2 separate regions of the Homo sapiens genome follow, and region 1 is linked to region 2. A link is an interaction called in ENCODE POLR2A ChIA-PET data of the cell type or tissue named here. Cell type or tissue: A673. All regions are shown on one strand. Each heading gives the region's core, and the rest is flanking DNA. Links, peaks and the distances in the headings are about the cores only.

Region 1 (5,385 bases), core at 283-5,282, 250 kb after region 2:
TTCAGTGACAAACAGTGTATTTCCATTAAACATTCACTATGTTACGAATACACACACTCACACATGCAAAAACACACCACAACACTGTATAATTTTATGGCCATATAAACAGAAGAAACAAACAGAAGAATACAGAATGAGGTTTTATTATTAAAAGATAAAATAATCCAACCTAGAGGGAGACAAAGGAAGAAGCAAAAAGGTTAAAAAAAAAAAAAAAAAGAACTAGGGAAGCAAAGAGGGGTTCATTTTTCTCATATTTTAACTTTAATATATTTTACAAAGTCATTGGTTTGTGATTGCTTCAAAATTACAACATTAACCCTTCAGCAAAGACGGCTTGAGAAACACTGTCCTAAAGACTTAAGATTTAAATCATCATGAAATCTGTATGCTAATCTTACACTTATTTTATAAGTAAGTTTATACTTATACTTCACTTTCACTAAACAATAGGCATTTCTTAATATGCAGACATCCCTGTTCCCACTTAATTTACTGAAGTGCCACTGCTCTAACCAATCAACCTGCTAGTGCAAGGTTCAAAGAAGGTCTGAATTATCTTCACATTCCCCCTAGAGTGCCTAGCTCTCAGTGTTCAATAAACCAACTGGCAGCTTACACATATGCTCAGAGAACCAGTAAAGCTGGAATACTTTTTTTTTTTAATGTTCTTGAAATAATTTATTTCAACAAAAGCAGTGAAGTAGCCATCATGGAGAAAATAACTTCAGGACTTTCTTACTATTTTCAAGTTTCATACTGTTTTCATTTCAAATTACCTATGGGGGAGGAGGAACAATAATATTTTCAATGCTTAAAACCTCTAAAGTTCATGATCCAGCAACAACAGAAGAGTGCCTTATACACCCTCCATGGTGACCACCTCTGATCATTCTATCTGAAATTGCAGCATGCCACCCACCTTCCCTGAATTCTATATCCCCCTTACACTGCTTCATCTTGCCCCTACCATAGCACACATATTCATTTTTTGTCCATCCCACCCATTAATGCACAGGGAATACTGTTGGTTTTGCTAACAGCTCTCAATGCCTAGCACACAGCAGGTGTTCAAATATTTGCTGAATAAATTTTTCTAAAAACTTCATGAAGTCTTCACTTAATAAGCCGGCATTTCACCTAAAATGTACACTTTCATGGTAAAGAACAAAGCTTCGCATCAAAGCAAAAGTGATTTAATTCTAACTGTCACCAACAGATGGCACTAGCCTCAGATGTTGCCTTGGACTTGAAACCGTGTTTCAAAATATGCATTGAAAAGAACAAAGTCAAAACAAAAATTTGCTTGGACAATTTAAAAGTGTTGAAAAGAAATGTGAAAGTTGAATCCAGTGCCATCACAAAGACAGTCCTCCCATTAACAAGTTCAGGTACAGATACACACACTGCTTAGAGACTTAAAAAGTGGTCTTATGAACAGCATTTCTGGAAACTAATCTGCCATATTAGCAGTGTTGTACAATTATATTTGTTAGAGCCATATAAACAAGCACTTGTTTATGAATTTGAAAACTCCTTATTTCTAATCATATAACAAGTTCAAAGGGCAATTCACATGACCTTCAAGAACAGCCTGTCCTATTTCACATTTCTTTCATTACCTGTGTAACTACCTTAAAATAAAGATAAATACGGCCTGTAAAAGTAGCTGTTTAAACTTCAACCACAAAAGTAGATTTAAAAATTCAGTAGTTAGCAGATGTTATAAATATTGAATATTGTATAAAAGAAGGAGATAAAGGAAAACGACTCAATATTTGATATAATGATTCAGCATGTTACAGAATAAACATCATGCCAAAACCAGCTTTAAGCTTTCCACTGAAAATTTACATCCTCAGGAAGTCATCTGCATACCAAACTCAAATAGGAAAAAAAATACATAAAGCAACTCAATATATGCATCTAAGCTTCATGTTACACAATAACAACTCCTTTTGAATTGGAACAAAGCTTAGATTACAAAAAAAGAATTAAGCACAGGATGCCAAAAAACAGAAAAGACACCTATAAGACAAATGAGCATATATACCAAACTATTTCAGCTGGCAACATCTGAGATCATGCTACCATTGTTTCACTTCATGGTAGCAAAAATTCGGAGTACAGTAGTCTTGACTTTAGAGTTCTTCCTTCTGTTTAAGTCAACTGAACATTACATAAGGCCCCTGAACACAAATCACCAGGTATGGAAGAGATAAAAATTAAGAGACATGTGGCTACATTATGAAATGTCAAGAAAAAGAAAAAAATACTAGCAAAATAGACCATTGGAATCCAGAGGTCAGTGGGTTGAAGAAGTAAGGGATGGCTTCAAAGAAGAGACAAGATAAGCACTGCATCTTGAAAGATGTGAAATGCTGGAGTGGGAAGAAAATAATCCAGGAAGGAATCCTTCACTGTTTAAGTGGAAACTGGGAAGAATGGTCTCGCAGGACAATAGGATAGGGGCTAGCTTACAAAACCCAACTGCAAGGGTGAACTTAAGGGTAGCATGGAAGGTAAACCACTTGAAAAAAAATACTAATTTGACCAAGGTTCACAGGAAGATGACTCAGAAGAACAACGAGAACCAATTATGAAGCTTATCCCCCCGAGCCAAGAATGAGGTAATAAGAATCTGGGGGCAGAATGGCAGTGTAAGTGGGAAGTGAAAATGGAACACTAAAAGCCACCACTAAATGTAGAAATGACGGGAATCAAAGCAAGCACAATCATACCGAGGCAAGTCAGAGGGGCCTAAGTACAGACTCCAGTGCTAGCGCTTCACTAACTATGCAACATTAGGCAAGGAAGTAAGTGAACCTGTCAAAGCCTGTGTCTGAACTTGTAACATGACAACAACACTACACAAGGCTGTGGTAAGAATTTAAATAAGTGAGATATGATAGTCAAAGTGCATGGTAAGTTATAAAAAAATTGATAGATGTTAATCATTTTCCAGTACTTATTTTACAAATACTTAGTCCAAGTTCCTAAAAGTCACTAAGTACCTAACACAGTCCCTGGCATCCGTTAGGTAACTGCTGCTGAAAGGAGGGAAAAAGAGAGAAAGAGAAAAAGTGAAGAGACAAGAGGCAGAAACATCCTAGCTCCCACATAGGAGAATCTTGATTTGGAACTTGGAATCTTTTTATAAGAGTATACTTATAAGCTTCAAAGTTAGCTAATCTGTGTTTTAACACCAACAGTGAGTTCTTACAGTACTAAAAAAAGAAAAAGCTACTAAAAAAAAAAAAAAAAGTAGGACTAAATCAATGTAAACAGGATCTGGAATCAACTCTAAGGTACAATGAATAATCTATGGGTATCATTCAAATCTTAATTAAAACTGACCTATGTTTACTTTTAAGAAAGCTTTAAAAGGACATTTGTTGAGCTAAAATGGAATCTACCCAGTCTCATTTCTAAAAAGGTTTAAACTGAAAAAGAAAAGAAAGCATATGCTTAGAGATTTCATTCTCACATTTAAGGAAATAAGTGTTCCAAAAATAAATTTTAATTTAATCATTTTAATTGTATGTTCATGCTCTTATCTAACACTGTCTCCCTGGAGGTCAACTTTCTGAACACCCAACAAGACAATTAGCCAAAACAAGGTTCTTCCCTATGGTGGGAGGTCAACCAGCCATCTCTTACTGCCTTTGTGCCTGATCACTACACCTGCGCTCTCTCCTGCACATGTCTTATTGCTTCATCACTCGTGGCACTTCTCCACTGCTAAGAAAATCTTGTTGTCCTTCACTGCATCGATCTCGTCAAACAGAAAAGGATTGTGACAAGGCAGCATTCCAGAAGGCCTTGCTTGCACCTGGCACTCAGTACCTCTCGTCTCCATTTACGCCGAAGTCTAAAGGCAAACATTCATTTTATACTCCAAGTGTGCGCACACAATGAGTAGCCCAAAATTATTTACAATACTGTCAATTACACTGACATTACCCAATTACAGAAAGCAAACTACACACAAATAATGGTAGGCACGACAGCAGAGAAAGAAAATGTGACTTAGCATCACAAATAGGTTTAACTGCTAACTTCACCACTGTGACCTTGGACAAGTCACTTAAAAGCCTTCCTTTCCTCCTCCGAAATTTTAATAGCTACCTTTCTTGTCATAAGGAAAAATGAGAACTTATGCAGAAAGTGTTCAGTATATGGTAAAATGCCAAATAATTATGGTCTTAATTATAATGATATGATTATTAGACATATTCCATAAAATCTACAATCCAATGGGTTCCTACTGGCTCCAAGTTTCAATTTGGTTCTTGTACAAATCTTCTTTTTCCAGAGAGACAAGAAAGGGAAAAAAAGATAATCAAGATAAAGAGGATAAGTTATAAGTAACAAAGCCAGTTCCCTTCTGTGTCTGGTATGGTGTCTACAAAGACAATTCTAAAACATGAGCAACAAAAATTTCAACAAAGTCAGCAGTGTCTGGAAAAGTGCTTAGTCTTCCCACAGGGAATATACTCATTTATATGTGCAAATGATAGTATTATTCCCATTTTATGTATGATTTGATTTTTCTATATCTCGTCTATCCTTAAAAATAGGTAATAAAGGAAAAAAGCAGCCTCCAGTGACTGATGGATGCATACAACACTAAAATATGAAATGCAAAAGTAAAGGATAAAATGGAAAGCCAGGATGGGTGCAGTGATTTATACCTATAATCCCAGAACTTTGGGAGGCTGAGGCAGGAGGATGGTTTGAGTCCAGCAATTCAAGATCACTTCAGCCCATAAGGTCGAGGCTGCAGCGAGCCATGATGACACCATTGCACTCCAATCTGGGTGACAGAGAGAGACTCTGTCTCAAAAAAAAAAAAAAGAAACCCAATTGAGATCACGGTTGCAGGGTCACATTCAAAACCAATTGCTTAAAAACATGGAGAAGAATCAAAAGATATTAACACGAGTGAAAATAAGTATTAATTTTTAAAATTCGAAAGTAGGTAACAGGTGAAGTTAAGACTAGGTGAGGTAGTTCAAAAAAGGGCTGGGCATGGTGGCTGACACCTGTAATCCTAGCACTTTGAGAGGCTGAGGCAGGTGGATGACCTGAGGTCAGGAGTTTGAGACCAGCCTGGCCAACATGGTGAAACCCCGTCTCTACTAAAAATACAAAAATTAGCTGGGTGTGGTGGCACGTGCCTGTAATCTCAGCTACTCGGGAGGCTGAGGCAGGATAATCACTTGAGCCTGGGAGGCAGAGGTTTCAGTGAGCCAAGATCGGCCACTGCACTCCAGCCTGGGTGACACAGCGAGACTCCGTCTCAAAAAAAAAAAAAAGAAACGGCAATTAGCCTTTCTATTTCAACTGGAGAACCACGAAATTCAACTCTACTGTTTGTGC
Region 2 (5,385 bases), core at 112-5,111:
CTTCCTCCATATACACTGCAAGATTGTTTAATTTCCAGGATAATAACTCTGTTGGGATGTTGACAGAAATTACCTAAAGTTTGTACATAAATTTTTGAAGAAATTACTTTTGTACTAAATGTTTTCCTTTGGAAAAAGAAAGTCTTTCCAAATGTTTAGATATTGTTGTGTGTCCCTCAATAAGGTTGTATAGCTTTCCTCATTTAAGTCTGTGTCTTTCTTAATATATTCATTTAGTACTTAAAGTTATAAATGAGTTTTTTCCATTTCTGACTTCTTACTTACTAAAAAAGACAAGTTTTAGTATTTGTATATGAATCTTATTCCAGCTACCTTACAAAATTATTTTACTAACTTGAGTAGCCTTTTTTAATATCTAAAAGTAGAGTCTTGGGGACTTTGAAAGGTTAAAAAAAATGCATACTTCTTTTCTTGACTTATTTCATTCACTACCACTCCAACACAATGTTGTATAATGATGATGAGAATATTCCTTTTCAGTGCCTGATTTTGACAGAAATAGATGTAGTGTTTTGTCACTTAAGGTAATACTTGCTGGTAGGTATCATGACTGATCTTTATTATATTTAGGTTGTTTACTTCTATTCCTGTATTACTTAACTGTCTTTTATAAGAATTTTATAAAATGCCTTTCCAAAATCTACTAATGTAATTTTGTAATTTTTCTGTTTCAGTTAGCTCTTTTAATCTCTTTCCATTTGTTCGTTAGAGTTATACTGATACAGATATTTATATCCATCTTTTCTTGCATTTCTAAAATAAATCTTATTAGATCACAGTACAGTATTCTTTTAAAACTCCACTAGATTCTATCTGCTGTTTATTTTATTTTTTGCATCAGTACTCTTAAGTTAGATTGATTTATAGTTTTTAAATTTTCAATTATACTTTATTAGAGCTGAGTATTAAAATAAGATGGACTCTATTATAAAGTGAATTAACATCTTCTTCATTTTTTCACGATATAGAAAAGTTTATTTAACATTGCAACTATCTTTCTTTAACTATTAGATAAATCTGAGTTAAGAACCTGTTTAGTTTTGCGGCCTATTTTCATTGGAAATTCTTTCTCCAAGTCTTGGTCTCCTCTCTGCTCCTACACTTCCAGCTCCAGGGATGCAGACTGCTTACTGGTTCAGGATCTACAGAGAGCAAGGTTCTTTGCTCAATACTGTTTCCTCTCCACTTCATTTTCTTCCCAGTCTAGTTCATTTGCTATTTGTTTTGAGTCTTTTTCAAGTATTTTGCTGAGATAGTGAATGGGAGTGAAATATACGCTAGAGGATTGCATGTCTTCAAATCATGGTAGTTTGTTTGTTTGGTTTTTTCATTTGTTTGTTTTTGTTTTTTTGGGTTTTTTTTTTTTTTTTTTTTTTTTGGCCTTGATGGGGGAATATCTTGGCTGGACATTGGATTCTTAGGTTGTGTAGTTGCTATAGTTTTCACTCCAGTATCTTCTAGCTTCCAGATGAGAAGTCTGATGCTAATCTTCCTCTTATTCCCTTATAAGTAATCTGTTCTTCCTGTCTAAAAACTTACAGGATTTTCTTGTGGTATTTAGAGTTCAGGAATTTTTAGTAGAGTATGTTGGGTCTCACTTTTTTCATCAACCTGACCTGGAACTTGGCTAGACCCTTCCATATATAGACTCAAGTCTTTTCAGAAATTTTTCTTATATATTTAATTATTGCCTCTTCTTTAACTGTTCCTTTGTATCCTATTGTAAATCCTATTCATTCCAAGTTGTCCCCTGGTTCCATTCTCCCAGTCTCTCTCTCATTTTTTCTCATGATTTTATCTGCTTTTTTCTCATGATTTCCATCGGATTTTGCTCTGTGCTTTGATCCTCTAAGCCACCAACATGGGTGGCCCTCAACAGTGACCATTAACTCCTTCAGTTACATCTACTAAATTGGTGACGACTTTTCTTTCCTTTAGAAAGTCCTTTTGAAATGCACTTAAATTTCTTTAGGTTTTCTTATTGCTTTTTTACTCATTTCCTCCAACAGCTCTGTTTTGCTGAGATTGTGTTCTGTTGGTTGTGACTCATCTTTCTCCAGCTGGTAGGATCTTTCAGATGCATGTTCTTTTTCTCTGTTGGCTCAGTGGGATCAGGTCTGGTTGATGGCAAACAGGACAGAGTCTCTTTCTCCAAGGGCTGGTAATACAAAAGCAGGCAGGTTGCAGGTCCTGCCAAGGCTGCAGGAGGAAAGTGCCCGGCACCCCAGGACCCTCAAAGAGAGAGGCTGCTGGACCAGTGCTCAGCTCTTTATTGGCCTCTTAGGCACCAGGGGAACCAGAAGTGTCCACAAGAATGATGTCATCCTTCTTCCTGGGGTACTGAGATTTCTCTGGGCCAAGCCATTTGCAGGATCAACTGCTTGCCAATTTCCATAGAACTCCAATGGTTGTCCCCACACTCTTACTAAATCTGTGTCTAGTTCTGATGTAAAATTCCTGTCTAAATTCTACAGAGCCTCTAGCCCCACCTGGTCCCAGCACTCACAGCTCCAGCTGCCAGTTAGTCTCAGAGATGCAGATAAATTGGAATTGGGAGTGTGATGAAATTAACGCACTCCAGAGTTAATAAAACACACACACACACACAAAAAGAAAAAAAAATATTCTGCATGTCTCTCCTCCCCCACTCAGCCTATTTCTAACAAGAAAATCACATGGGTGCCTGGCACACAGGCCTGCTAGAAAAAAAAAAAAAAAAAAGGAGCAATCCAATTTAAGAAACACTTTAAATGATATTTTTCTTCATTTCTGCAAGGCCTGTCCTGGTTCTATGAAGGCCCACAGCATGTGGGTCAGTTCTTACGTTCGCCACTGTGTTAATTAAAAACAGGAAACTGGGCTGAGAAGGTAGATCAGAGGGGAGGAGTTCTTTCCTTCCAGCTCTCACTTGGTCTTCATTTAATTCAGCTACAATGCCAAGAAAACTAAATATTACAAAGTAATAATCCTTGTGTGAGCACTAAGTTAGGAAATGAAGAAAAATATCACTGGCTCATGCCCTAATAAAGCCAAGCTATTGAAAAGGCTGAGAATTTATGGCAAATTCCCCTCTGAGGTGCTTAATGACCATTCTGCTTCTCCGTTTCCTTTTAACCAATGCTTGAAGTATGTTTGTGCAGCCTGCAGCTGCCCTGGAATCTCAGCCTACCTCATTTTGCATCTGGCCCTTTGAAAAACTGCAGGCTCCAGAAGTCTTTGGGAAGCATCAGTGGGCTCCAAAGAACAAATGTAAGTGGCACAGGTCCGTCTGGGCCCAGAGTGAGGAGAAAGCTCTGGACCAGGAGTCTGCCTAGGTCTCCTCACCTGTAGGGTGGAGGACAAAACTCCTGCCTTCCAGGACTCTTGGAAGGTTAAAGGAAAATGCTTCATAAACAGCCATGCAAAAGCAAAGTGATGGAAGCTGTTATCATCACATCCTCATCCCAAAGGCTGTTATGGGTCTTGCTTTCCAGGCCCATGCTTCTGCTCCATTCAAGCCTGACAAGTTTCAGAAAACACATTGCTTCACACCTCTATTTTTACAATCCCCATTAGCAACAAGAGGCATCAGAGTGATTAAGCCAGTGCTACTATTAACAGTCTCTCATTGATTTATGACAATGCAAACAGAAGCATCATATGGGTATAGTTTCACTGGATACATTAACTGTGCAATAAAAGATGTTATTTATCATTAATAAACTTAAATCAATCCTGACTCTGATAAAAAGATAAGAATAAAAGATCTTAGTGGGTTCAAGTGTCTAGGAGGAAAGCATCATTCTGTGTTTTGCTTTTGTTCTCTGCTTTTGTCTTTCCTAACAAGGATCTTCTTCTCTCTAGTTCTTTTGGCAGGGAAATAACAACATTTTTCTTCACTAGAGCGCTCAGCAATTGTAGGATGTGTTTGCCTTGACTTACTGCCCTCCCACTCATAACAGAGGAAGGCATCTTTTCTCCAAAGGGCAAAAAGCAACTGAGAAATTCTGGAAGCATCACTAATCCCACAAACTGGCAACCCAGGGTAGTGGCTCAGAGACAGGCTTCCTTTTAGAGTCAGAAATATTTCAGTTCTAACTACATTCCTCCACTTGATCACCTGAACTAGTCATTCAAAGATTTCTTCAGCCTCTTTTAGTTTCCATTTTCTTGGCTTTGGAACATGAAGATGCTCTATAACTTATCAGTGAGGATAACATTAAGTAAGATAATTATTTAAAAAGAACCTATCCCAATAGCAAGTATGCAGTAATTTAATATTAGTTTTTGTTAATAAACACCATTTACTTCTACCCTAAAATGCCCATGTATTCTTCAAAGAAAATAAAATGCTGATGCATCCAAAGCTAGGGTTATAAATCTGGAGACTGTGGCTCGGATGAGTGATTCCCAAACCTGCCTGCTCATCGGAATTTTCTGACGAACTTAAATTGCAGAGGCCACATCCCCAGTGAATCAGAACCCCCTGGGAGAGGGTGTCATGGCAAGAAACTGTGTCTATTAAAAGCTTCCCAGGTGATCTTGATGAGCAGTTGTGTATGGGAACCAGTGGCTGAGACAATCAAGGCTCGAGAAAAATTAGTCCCGTTACATAAAAAGCAAAAGCTAAAAAAAAAAAAATTGCCTCTCAATTTCATTTCCAAATATGTCTCTAAGTTGCCTTTTAAGAAACTATTTTGGAGAATGCCTTGTATGTGTGATTAAATGTGATAAATATAAATATGTAAAGAAACAATATTCACAGAAGAAAAACACTCATGGCAGCCAGCAAAGGTACACGTTGCCATAAATGAGCTTCATGAAACACAGACACATTGTGTGATGAAAAACATGAACCAATCCATCTTTTAGCTTTTATGTTACAATTGGTTAAAATTCAGTAAAGGGTCCTGAGGGCCACTGCAAACTCTTCCCTGATAATGTGGTCCAGAAAAGCCTACAGGAAGTTGTGTAACATCTCAAGAAAGGGTGGTATATGGGAAGCACACATGGATGCCAGCTTCCTTTATATTTGCCCTTAAGGCTGGTCCTTTCCTGTGTATGCTGCCTACCCAGTGGCCCAAGGCAAAAACCTGGCAACACCCATGACTCCCCCTTTCCCCCCAACCTGCCTTACCTGCACAGTGACCAATGTATCCTCTCTATTTCACCTTCTAATCATCTTTCCTCTTGTGCCCCTCTACTGGACCATCACTGGCCCCAAAGAGGCTGTCATTTTCCCATCCTAGCCATTCCAGTGCCCTTGAAAGACAGGAATCTGAATCTGCTTGGGACCAAGGTCCTAACAAAAATGCACTCAGGAACTCATGGATGCTGAAGGTAGACAATGCAATAGATGGGACAGGCAGGTACAAAACTCTCTGG

The links. Peaks named below come from ENCODE experiments on the same cell type or tissue, not always from the same donor. Only the 100,000 strongest peaks of a DNase experiment are listed, where the experiment ranks them.
Region 1: POLR2A ChIA-PET joins it to region 2 with 5 read pairs; 2 of 35 experiments call an interaction of 5 or more read pairs at or near these places.

Annotation. Positions count from the first base shown.
Region 1 is chr11:108,730,992-108,736,376 of GRCh38, reverse strand. The region is part of intron 13 of DDX10 (DEAD-box helicase 10); the gene reads right to left. All of the region lies in intron 2 of LOC124902750 (a long non-coding RNA gene), which reads left to right. Among named protein-coding and RNA genes, the nearest start is that of DDX10, 69 kb to the right of the region's middle. RefSeq lists an enhancer at 2,486-2,605. In A673, for the core only: CTCF peaks have their summits at 986 and 1,200 (motif pointing right); DNase peaks (open chromatin) are centred at 1,236 and 2,626; H3K4me3 peaks cover 951 bases; H3K27ac peaks cover 1,774 bases.
Region 2 is chr11:108,982,894-108,988,278 of GRCh38, reverse strand. No RefSeq gene overlaps it. Among named protein-coding and RNA genes, the nearest start is that of DDX10, 320 kb to the right of the region's middle. In A673, for the core only: no CTCF peak of the experiment used is centred there; a DNase peak (open chromatin) is centred at 2,078.